2 separate regions of the Homo sapiens genome follow, and region 1 is linked to region 2. The links are chromatin loops, found by intact Hi-C in ENCODE. Cell type or tissue: CD14-positive monocyte. All regions are shown on one strand. Each heading gives the region's core, and the rest is flanking DNA. Links, peaks and the distances in the headings are about the cores only. Region 1 overlaps LINC03154 (long intergenic non-protein coding RNA 3154). Region 2 has its middle 17 kb from the start of LINC01714.

Region 1 (5,377 bases), core at 99-5,098, 58 kb before region 2:
TTTGCTCTTTACTTCTTCTAAAGGACTTTTATGATCAACTTGTCCAGTTGCAGAAAAAACAATTTGATATTCTTGTTGGGACTGTGCTATCATTAACAGGGAGCATTACACTTTCTATTTCTTCTCTAGTTAGTTTTGACAAGTTTAAATTTTTTCTATGATTTTACCCATTTAACCTACGTTTTCATGTTTACTGGCCTAAAGTTTTTATCATCTTCTCTTACTATAAATATTTTACATTTTTGCTGACTTTGTACTTTTGTCTTTTTCTCATTCTTAGTCTTATTTATGTTTTTATAAATAATCTTTTTTCTTTGAGCAATCTTTCCAGAGGGTTGTCCATTTTCTTTGAATTTTCAAAGGAGTAAACTTTTGTCCTCTCTTGTATGTCTGTTTTCTATTTTGTGTTGGGTATTTAACTCACTCGTTTTTATTTTTAAATTTTTACTGATACAAGCATTAAATATTATAATTTTCCTGTAAGTTTTAGCTTTCCATCACACACATTTTGATGTGTTGTGTTTTCATCCTTCTTTTTTTTTCTAATTTTTTTTTTTTTGAGACGGAGTCTCACTCTGTTGCTCAGGCTGGAGTACGATGGCGTGATTTTGGCTCACTGCAACCTCCACCTCCCAGGTTCAAGCGATTCTCCTGCCTCAGCCTCCTGAGTAGCTGAGATTACAGGTGCCTGCCACCATGCCCGGCTAATTTTTGTGTTTTTAGTAGAGACGGGGTTTCACCATGTTGGTCAGGCTGGTCTCAAACCCCTAACCTCATGATCTGCCTGCCTCAGCCTCCCAAAGTGCTGGGATTACAGGTGTGAGCCACCATGCCCAACCTCATCCTTATTTTCAAGACATTCTGAACTTCGTTTTATATTTCTTTATTGACTTAAGAGTTATTAGAGGCTTTTAAATTTCCAGGTGAAAGGTCTTTTTGCCTTTTCATTTGTCATTAATCTCTAGTTTTATTATATTACAGCCATTTCACACACGAGGCTGAGAAAGACTCAGAGAGGTTAAGCGAGTTGCCCAGGAACACATATTTAGTAATGACTGGGGCTGGACTGGAAACCTCAAAGTCCATCTTCCTTCCACTGCCCCACCCTGCCCTGCATGGTTCATAGGTAGATATGCTATTTAATCATTCCGGGCAAAATTCCAGCGGGTGTTATTATGAGACAGTGAAGCATAATTGATGAGCTCATTATGAAATATTAAAATTTAATTTTTGTGGGTAGGAAATTAAAGTGTTGTTAGAAGTAGCAATTAAGTGGATTTTTTCTTAAAGTGACTCTCTGTCTAGGCAGAGCCTAGAAAGGCTGCTGAAGGCAGAGTAGATGGGGGTGTAAGCCCAGCAAGCAGAAGTCAGGGTGGGAGATATGGTCATAAAAGCCAGTACAAAGATTGTTACTGAATTGGCCAGGCGGATCCGTTTGCCAGGACCCTCAGAGAAACCTTATGAAAATAGTCTCAGAACTGTTCTCCTGGGGAAAGATGGCAAAACAGTGTATCTACTAGCTCCTGTCCACCACTAGTCAAAGGTAGACCCTGGGCTATATCTCCCCACAACTCTAGGCTGGGCAGGAGTTGACACTGATTGATCTGTACCCCTGCATGGCTTGAGACAGGTGTGGCTCTCCCTGGGCAAAGCTGGTGGAAGTTGGCTCAGAACAGTTAAGAGAGTAGACAGAGGCCAGGTGCAATGGCTCACACCTGTAATCCCAGCACTTTGGGAGGCCGAGGCGGGAGGATCACTTGAGGTCAGGAGTTCAAGACGAGCCTGGCCAACATGGTGAAACCCCGTCTCTACTAAAAACACAAAAATTAGCTGGGTGTGGTGGCGCACGCCTGTAATCCCAGCTACCTGGGAGGCTGAGGCAGGAGAATTGCTTGAACTCGGGAGTCAGAGGTTGTAGTGAGCCAAGATTGTGCCACTGCACTCCAGCCTGGGTGACAGAGCAAGACTCCATCTCCAAAAAAGAAAAAAAATCTGCATCTATCTCTATGGTATTTGTGACTCATGTGTACTGTTAATGCAGCCAGTGAAATACACAGCGTCTGGCAAATAGATTAACTCACACTCCACTGATACTCATTTTCCATTCCCTGCTCGGAGACTTGATGCAGTTCACTTAATTCTCCCCAAGAAATGAATGGCTGGGGTCACTGCATCCATAGTAAAATGGTGAATGTCATATTTTTCCCCCGACACAAATATCCTACACTGCTGTGGCACTGTGATGGAATTCTAAGTTACTACATAAATGCACGGTGCTATTATCATCAATAAATGGCCCAGCTGAGGACAAAAGACAGGGCAGAGCTGGGGAGTAAACTGCTCATGTGCGTCTCCTGGGGACGCCTTGCAGGGGTGCCCAGTCGCCATGTAGGGATGCCCAGGAGCACCTGCTGCCACTGGAGTATGTGGACAATCATTCTCCAGCTTGGTCTAAATTTAAATAGCATATGTTCTACCGGGCTTCAAAAGGCAACATTTTTGTTGTTGCTGTTCTAAGCCTTTCTGGGAAAACCCACATGCTGCAAAATACAGGCTTAAATTCATGAAGATATTCAGACTTCAGAATACATTTTACAAGCAGGTGAAAATTTTCCTCTCCCTTACTAATCTCCCTGTGGAAAATTACCAAAGACCTCAGTGGGGACCTAATTGAAGGAAAAAGTCGTTGTCATCATTAAAGTTATTGCCGTGACTGTAATAATCACTTCTTCAGAACCCGGTTCTATGTGGAAACTAAATGAGTAAACAAGTTGCCCATGAGGGAAAGGAAACCCTTCCAGCTGTACATGACATGTAGTTGATGAACTTGGTTCAATCTGGGAGGAGAAAGGCCGGTGGAAGATAGCGCCCCTGACTCCAATCCTACCACCAGTTACCCGTTAGCCTCTCCTGGAGATGGCTGAAACAGCATAAACAACCTCCAAACACCCGGCCACTGCAGCCAGCTGTTCTAGAACTGAAAGGACACCAGTTCCTCTTTAAGTCTCCGGGTGACACTCATTGACTCATATGTGTCATAGTTAATATGAATAAGACTTTCCTGGATTAACTTAGATATAACTAAATTGCCCAGTGAGGAGAAGCAATTTTCATTTACAGAAAACTATTACTGACTATAAAACTCTTTACCCGTGACGCTCACTAATTACTGATGACCCAAGGCTGGTGACCATGTCCTTCCCGGGCTGCCCCCACACAGCAGGGGCCCAGCCTCTTCCTCCTCCACTGCATGGAACGAGCAAGCTGCCTGCTGCTCATCTCGCCATGTCTTTCTGAAACCAATAAAACCTATCTGTTTTTGTTCTGCATTCGTGAATGATGCTTGCTGTTCAGAAAAGTGCATGCGTTGGTTGACAAAGTCTAACGAATAAAAAATGTCAGTGTGACTTCATGGAAATGTTGGTTCTCATCAGTCCTTTTCCCCAGATCTATTATTGCAAACACAAAGCGTTTTCTTCTACCGCACTCTGGGAGACTTACTGAAATAATTGTGTCATCGCTCCAGTGAAAGCATCCTCATTTCTGTCCTCATAGGGACTTTGGAGAAACTCAGTTGTCTACTTTCTCAAAACTTTTACTTGAATTGCTTTGCATCCCTAACTGAAATCTTCCAGCCCCCAAGGTCAGGGCTATGATATACCATGGTAACCAACTTCACCTGCCCCTCAATCCTGCCAAGCTTTGGTGAGATTCCCAGGGTGGCGTCCCACCACCAGCAAGTAGGTTCCTGATCACCCCTCTTAGCAAGGACTGTTTCAAACTGTCCCCCTTCTCAGACACCAAGCCACTCCCCCTCCCACTCAATCACAGCAGAAGACTCGGATTCCTATCTTACACAGAAAATGGCTGTTACTGGTGGCTGCCAGACCTGCAAACCTCCTGCTATTTTCCATTCTTTCCTGCTTCCCGCCTTCGTCCTGTCCAAGGCCAAGGTCTCCGTCTGTGCCCTACAGTGCCCACCTTCTCTGAGATCTCCCTCTAGTACAATCTCTTACTGTTGGGACCTCAGCGTCTCTCTTGACCACTCCCTCTGCCCCTCTGCCCGCTCCGCTCCTCCAGCTTCCTCCCAGCTCGGCAGAGCTGTCTGTGGCAGCCACTGCTGCTGGTTCCCTGTCATCCAGTTCCCTTTTTTCTTTTGGAATTGAAGCCCCCTGGGTTTGACTGGCCACGCACTGGTGACTACAAGGCCAGCCTCTCTCACTGGCCAGTGTGAGAGGTCCCACACTGGCCAGTGTGGACCTGAGCTCCCAGGACGCTTCTGAAAAGACACTGCTTGTCCTTGACCCCTTTCCCTTTCTGAGGACTGCAGCATGGACATGAGCAAGTGCACTGCCTTTGACCATGCAGAGGAAGACAGCACCCTGGGCGCAGCAGAGCCACGTGGAGGAGGCGGGCTGCAGGCTGACCTCACACAACAGAGCCACTCACCCCACAGCCCCACCTAATGTCTGCTTGGGCTTTTATGTGCAGGAAAAATAAACCTTCTGTCTTGTCTAAGTCACCGTCATCTGATCTATGTGAAAGCAGCCCAACAAATACGTTAATAAGATATTTTCTGATGGGAATGTAAATTAGTATAGCCATTATGGAAAATAGTGTGGAGGTTCGTCAAAAAAATAAAAATGGAACTACCACATGCTCTGCATTAGTCCATTCTCACACTGGGTAATTTATAAAGAAATTACCCACCCACCTGAGACTGGGTAATTTACAAAGAAAAGAAGTTTAATTGACTCACAGTTCCACATGGCTGGGGAGTCCTCAGGAAACTTACAATCATGGTGGAAGGCACCTCTTTACAAGGTGGAAGGAGGGAGAATGAGAGATGAGCAAAGGGGAAAAGCCCCTTGTGAAACCATCATATCTCGTGAGAACTCACTATCACAAGAATGGCATGGAGGTAACCGCCCCCATGATTCAATTACTCCCACTGGGTCCCTCCCATGACACGTGGGGATTATGGGAACTACAATTCAAGATGAGATTTGGGTGGGGACACAGCCAAACCATGTCATGCTCTAATTCCGCTACTGGGTGTATATCTGAAGGAAAGGAAATCAAATCAGTCTGCTGAAGAGACATTTGTATTCCCACGTCCATTGCAGCACTATTCACAATAACCAAGATATGGAGCCCACCTCAATGCCCATCAGTAGATGAATGGGTAAAGAAAATGTGGCATTTATATATGGAATACTATTCAGCCCTAAAAAAGAAGAGAATCCTGTCATTTACAACATGGATGAACCTGGAGGACACTATGTTAAGTCAAATAAGCCAGGCACAGATAGATAAAGAATGCGTGATCTCACTCATATGTGGAATCTAAAATAGTTGGACTCATAGAAGCAGAGAG
Region 2 (5,377 bases), core at 274-5,273:
TCCAGACTGTTCTTTCTGTTCCTTAAATATGCCCAACTTTTTCCTACCCCAGGACCTTTGCACCTGCTTCTCCAGCTCCCGTTTGCTTAGCTAGCTTCTTCTCTTGCTTTAGGTCTCAGGGTGAAATTCACATCCTCCAAGGGCTTCCCCTGCTGACCTTTCCTTCTGTAGGTCCCCCTCAATCTTTCCCCATCTTAGTCCCTTGTTTCTTCAGAATACCTGAGCTAACTTGCAATCATTGCATTTATTGGTCTGTTGACTTGTTTGGTTTTGGCTTTTGCTTGTCTCCTGCATCCACATGTCAGCTCTTGGGGGAAAAGGATCATGAGGCCTCTCTTGTTCACCACTGTGACCCCAGCATGTGTGACAGTGCCTGGCTTATAGCTGTTGCTCCATGGACACAGGTGGGTGAGGGAATCTGATTCTGATAAACAGCAGCTCTCGGCAGATGCCTCACTCCAGGACTCTGCTCTCTGCCTGTAGTAGTCTGTTCTCATGTTGCTAGTAAAGACATACCAGAGACTGGGTAATTTATAAAGAAAAAGAGGTTTAATGGACTCACAGTTCCACATGGCTGGGGAGGCCTCACGATCATGGCAGAAGGTGAAGGAGGAGCAAAGGCACATCTTACATGGCAGCAGGCAAGAGGGTGTGTGCAGGGGAACTGCCCTTTATAAAACCATCAGATCTTGTGAGACTTATTCACTATCATGAGAACAGGATGGGGGAAGCCAATCCATGATTAAATTATCTCCACTGGGTCCCTCTCATGACATGTGGGGATTATGAGAGCTACAATTCAATATGAGATTTGGGTGGGGACACAACCAAATCATACCACTGCCCATCCAGGGAGCTCTGTCTAAATCAGGACAGAATTCCTCCTGTGTCCAGGTCTGCTCTGATAACAGCAGAACTTCTGTCCTTCTCTCGTGGTCACTGTAAGTCCCTCTTTGTCCCACTTGCCTTAGACTCACGGTTGGGTCTCCCCGTTTTGAATGGGGCACCATCTTCCTCCACCTACTTCATTCTTAGTCTCATTCCACAACCTCTGAAACCTCTGACCGGTGAGTCCCTACTTCTGGGCCACACATGTTATTTTTGACCTCTGCCCTAACTGTTCCCCACAGGAATCACCAGGCCCTTCCCATCTTCTAGGACTTTCTACGCTGTACGGCTGTCCTCCACAGCAACCCAAGCCATGGACTCCCCAGAGCGTCCTCCCTTCTCTGCAATATGCAGTTTAAAGCTTGCTCCGTGCACAGCCAGTCCTTGGGCAAACACATTCTTGTCCCTTGCCTGTGTGCTCCACTAAGAGCCTTTTTATTCTGGTATCTGAAGGTGTATAGGATCTAGGAGGTCAAAATCCAAATAATCAGCCATTCATCTCCCTCATTTTCTCTTTCAGCTGTTCCAACATCTGCAGGAAGAAGTTAGGGAACTCCCGAACTCTGCTTCCTCTGGAGTGGGGCCCAGGACTCCACAGTCTTCTAGCGGTGCCACAAGGAGCAGTGGCCACTGGGTGGAGAGTATCAGCAGGAAGGCTGCTGAATGGCCACCTCAGGTGACACTCCAAGCAGACAGCACATCCCCCATGGCCATGTCAGAGGCAGTGGGCTCAGCCACACCCCTTAGCGGTGAGTCCCCAACCCTGGTGACTCGTTTCTTTCTCCTAGAGAGAACATAGCCCCGTGTCTCCAGAAGCTGTGGCTTCTCCCTGGGCCCCCCTGTGTCCCCAGTGGCACATGCCTTCCTATGCCTCTTCCTCGATTGCAACCTCTGTTGAGATATGAACATCAAATAAAATTTGTATGCCTTTTCCTCTGTTAATCTGTCTCTTGTCAGTCTGATTTGTGGACCCCAGCTGCTGAACCTAAGAGGGTAGAGGAAAGGTTTTCCTTCCTGATAGATACAACATTGCTGGCTTTGAAGATGTCCCGAGGAAGGGAGCCACATGAGCCCACGAGCAGTTCTGCACAGCTGAAAACTTGAGACAGAGTTTTGCTCTTGCTGCCTAGGCTGGAGTGCAATGACACGAACTCGGCTCACTGCAACCTTCACCTCCCAGGTTCAAGCAATTCTCCTGCCTTAGCCTCCCAAGTAGCTGGGACTACAGGCGCCCACCACCATGCCTGGCTAATTTTTTTTGTATTTTTAGTAGAGATGGGGTTTCACCACGTTGGCCAGGCTGGTCTCAAACTCCTGACCTCAGGTGATCCACCCACCTCAGCCTCCCAAAGTGCTGGCATTACAGGTGTGAGCCACCGCACCCGGCCCAAGTCTCACACTTTTGTTAGCTCCAGCAACAGGTAGCAGCTAGGCTCTTGTGTGTCACAGTCCTCTATAATCTTCGATCTTTTCCTGGGTTTAGAGCAGGGGTGTCCAATCTTTTGGCTTCCCTGGGCCATATTGGAAGAAGAAGAATTGTCTTGGGCCACACAGAAAATACACTAACAATAACAATAGCTGATGATCTTAAAAAAACTGCTTTAAAAATCTCAAATTTTTTGTTTGTTTGTTTGTTTGTTTGTTTGTTAAGACAGAGTCTCACTCTGTCGCCATGCTGGGGTGCGGTGGCACAATCTCGGCTCACTACAACCTCTGCCTCCCGGGTTCAAGCGATTCTCCTGCCTCAGCCTCCCGAGGAGCTGGGATTACAGGAGCCTGCCTCCATGCCTGGCTAATTTTTGTATTTTTAGTAAAGACAGGGTTTCACCATGTTGGCCAGGCTGGTCTCGAACTCCTGACCTCAGGTGATCCGCCCGCCTTGGTCTCCCAAAGTGCTGGGATTACAGGCGTGAGCCACCGTGCCCCACCAGGGCTGACTCCATTTCTAGTGAGGGAAGGACCATCTCTGACTAGTTCATCCCTGTAACCCTGCACCTGTCACACACAGTACCTGCACATTACAGGTGCTCTGAATATTTGTTGAATGAGTGAATTAATTATTTCTGGGAACTCTTCATCTTTTCTGAGAAGCCAAAAATGGCCCTGAGTTGGTTCATCTTCTCTTTGGGCCTGGTAACCACTTGGAATCTCCTCTTCTCCATAGACAGGAAGACACACATTAGCACACTGGACATTGCTGGTCCCTGGAACTGTCGTCTTGGTGTCCTGGATAGAGGTGGTGTTCCAAGAGGGATATTGATCCCCTGTGGCCGCAAGATGAAGCATATGAAGTAACTGCTTTGGTGCTGGGCATGGTGAACACAAGCAGGTATCACGGTGATGACGAGGAGGAGGAGGACAAAGGCATGGTGACGACTCCCTGGCTTACTGTTTCGGTTCCTCCCCAACCTCTTTTTGAGAAAGCATTAAGCCACTTCCTTCTCACACTTTCATATTTTCTCCTCCCCAGGATCAGGAATAAGGGCTTGGTTCCTATCAGCAAGCGATGACCAATTAGTACAGACAGAACAGAAGCCAGGCGGTGAATCACCTGGCAGATGGGAAGAAAATCCCCCAAGGAAGAACGGCATTCATGTTGCTTTTGTTTGTTTGTTTTAAACTTGCAAGTCTCTGCAGTTAGGAAATGTCTCTTATCTGTTTGCCTCTAGAGGCAGGAAACTAATATTCTTTTTTTTTTTTTTTTTTTTTGAGATGGAGTCTCGCCCTGTCACCCATGCTTGAGTGCAATGGGGCAATCTTGGCTCACTGCAACTTCCGCTTCCTGGGTTCAAGCGATTCTCTTGCCTCAGCTTCCTGAGTAGCTGGGATTGCAGACATGCCCCACCATGTCTGGCTCATTTTTTCTATCTTTAGTAGAGATGGTGTTTCACCATGTTGGCCAGGCTGGTCTCGAACTCCTGCCTGCCTCTGCCTCCTAAAGTGCTGGGATTACAGGGGTGAGCCACTGTGCCCAGCCAGGAAATGAATATTCTTGAGGTGCTGGGGAGACTACAACTAGGACTAGGAAGAATCTTCCAAATTGGATCCATGCTATGGTGATAAATTGAATGTTTCTTTCCCAAACTCATTTATCATATCACAAAATCTTCCAGATCAGATTAAATGATAGGAACATCAATCTTTCATCTAATTAGAGAAAATTGTAGGGAAGGAAAAAACCTTCCTCTACATTCTTATATTCTGTTCCTAGGGCACATGAATTAGATTGACAAAAGCAGATTAACAGGAGAAAAAGCATCCAAATTTTATTTATGTTTATTTTTCGAGACAGGGTCTCACTCTGTCACCCAGGCTGGAGTGCAGTGACATAATCTCAACTCACTGCAACCTCCACCTCCTGGGTTCAAGTGATTCTCATGCCTCAGCCTCCTGAGTAGCTGGGATTATAGGTGTGCACCACCACACCCGGCTAATTTTTTATATTTTTAGTAGAGATGGGGTTTCACCATGTTGGCCAGGCTGATCTCAAACTCCCAACCTCAAGTGATCCACCCTCCTCAGCCTTGCAAAGTCCTGGGATTACAGGTGTGAGCCACCACACCCGGCCTGCTGAAATTTATTTGATGTTAATGTTTTCATTTTTTCATGCCCAGAGGCTTTCATAGAAAAGAAATGAAGACGCAAAGAAGTGGTTAAACTTGGGGGGATTATGTAGCATTTTAACAAAGAGCAATAAGGTGTGGAGAAGTGACGAGACAGGAAAAGAAGTATGGGCCTGGAGGGGCTGTAAACTGTACGAATATGGGGGAAATGATGGAAGGTAAGGGGTATTTAGTTAGGTTTGTTTATGCAGATTCATCTCAGCGCTATCTCCATGACAAAGGTGGTTCTCCCTTCCTGGTACAATACAGAGGGGGACAGCTTCCCAGGGAAAATGTACACTCTGCTTTTAGGCAGGTAGGGACAGGCAGAGAGCTCTTCCTGCATCTGCTTTTTCTCAATTGCCTTCAGCTACAAATACTCCTTATGTCAAAATGGCACATTTTAGGGTGGGCATTCTTTTTGTTTTGTTTTGTTTTTTGAGACGGAGTCTTGCTCTGTCACCCAGGCTGGAGTGCAATGGCGCAATCTTGGCTCACTGCAACCTCTGCCTCCAGGGTTCAAGTGATTCTCAAGTGATTCTCCCGCCTCAGCCTCCCAAGTAGCTGGGATTACAGGCACCCGCCATCATGCCCGGCTAATTTCTGCATTTTTGTAGAGACGGGGTTCCACCATGTTGGCCAGGCTGGTCTTGAACTCCTGACCTCAGGTGGGCCACCCACCTCGGCCTCCCAAAGTCCTGGGATTACAGGTGTGAGCCACCCAGCCCAGCCAGGGTGGCATATTCTGATCCCCTTTGATTTTTAGAAGAAAGTGAGTTATAGCAGTGGTCCTCAACCTTTTTGGCATCAGGGACCAGTTTTGTGGAAGACAATTTTTCCACAGCCGGGGGCTGGGGGTGTTGGTTTCGGGATGAAACTGTTCTGCC

The links. A loop is a pair of places that touch in the nucleus more often than their neighbours do. Peaks named below come from ENCODE experiments on the same cell type or tissue, not always from the same donor. Only the 100,000 strongest peaks of a DNase experiment are listed, where the experiment ranks them.
Region 1: it touches region 2 in a loop (4-fold over the local background); 1 of 110 quality-filtered maps calls a loop at or near these places.

What each region holds. Positions count from the first base shown.
Region 1 is chr1:8,281,038-8,286,414 of GRCh38, reverse strand. The region is part of intron 1 of LINC03154 (long intergenic non-protein coding RNA 3154); the gene reads right to left. Among named protein-coding and RNA genes, the nearest start is that of LINC03154, 24 kb to the right of the region's middle. In CD14-positive monocyte, for the core only: no CTCF peak of the experiment used is centred there; a DNase peak (open chromatin) is centred at 2,994.
Region 2 is chr1:8,223,129-8,228,505 of GRCh38, reverse strand. No RefSeq gene overlaps it. Among named protein-coding and RNA genes, the nearest start is that of LINC01714, 17 kb to the right of the region's middle. In CD14-positive monocyte, for the core only: no CTCF peak of the experiment used is centred there; DNase peaks (open chromatin) are centred at 1,585 and 3,355; H3K4me3 peaks cover 1,298 bases; H3K27ac peaks cover 1,598 bases.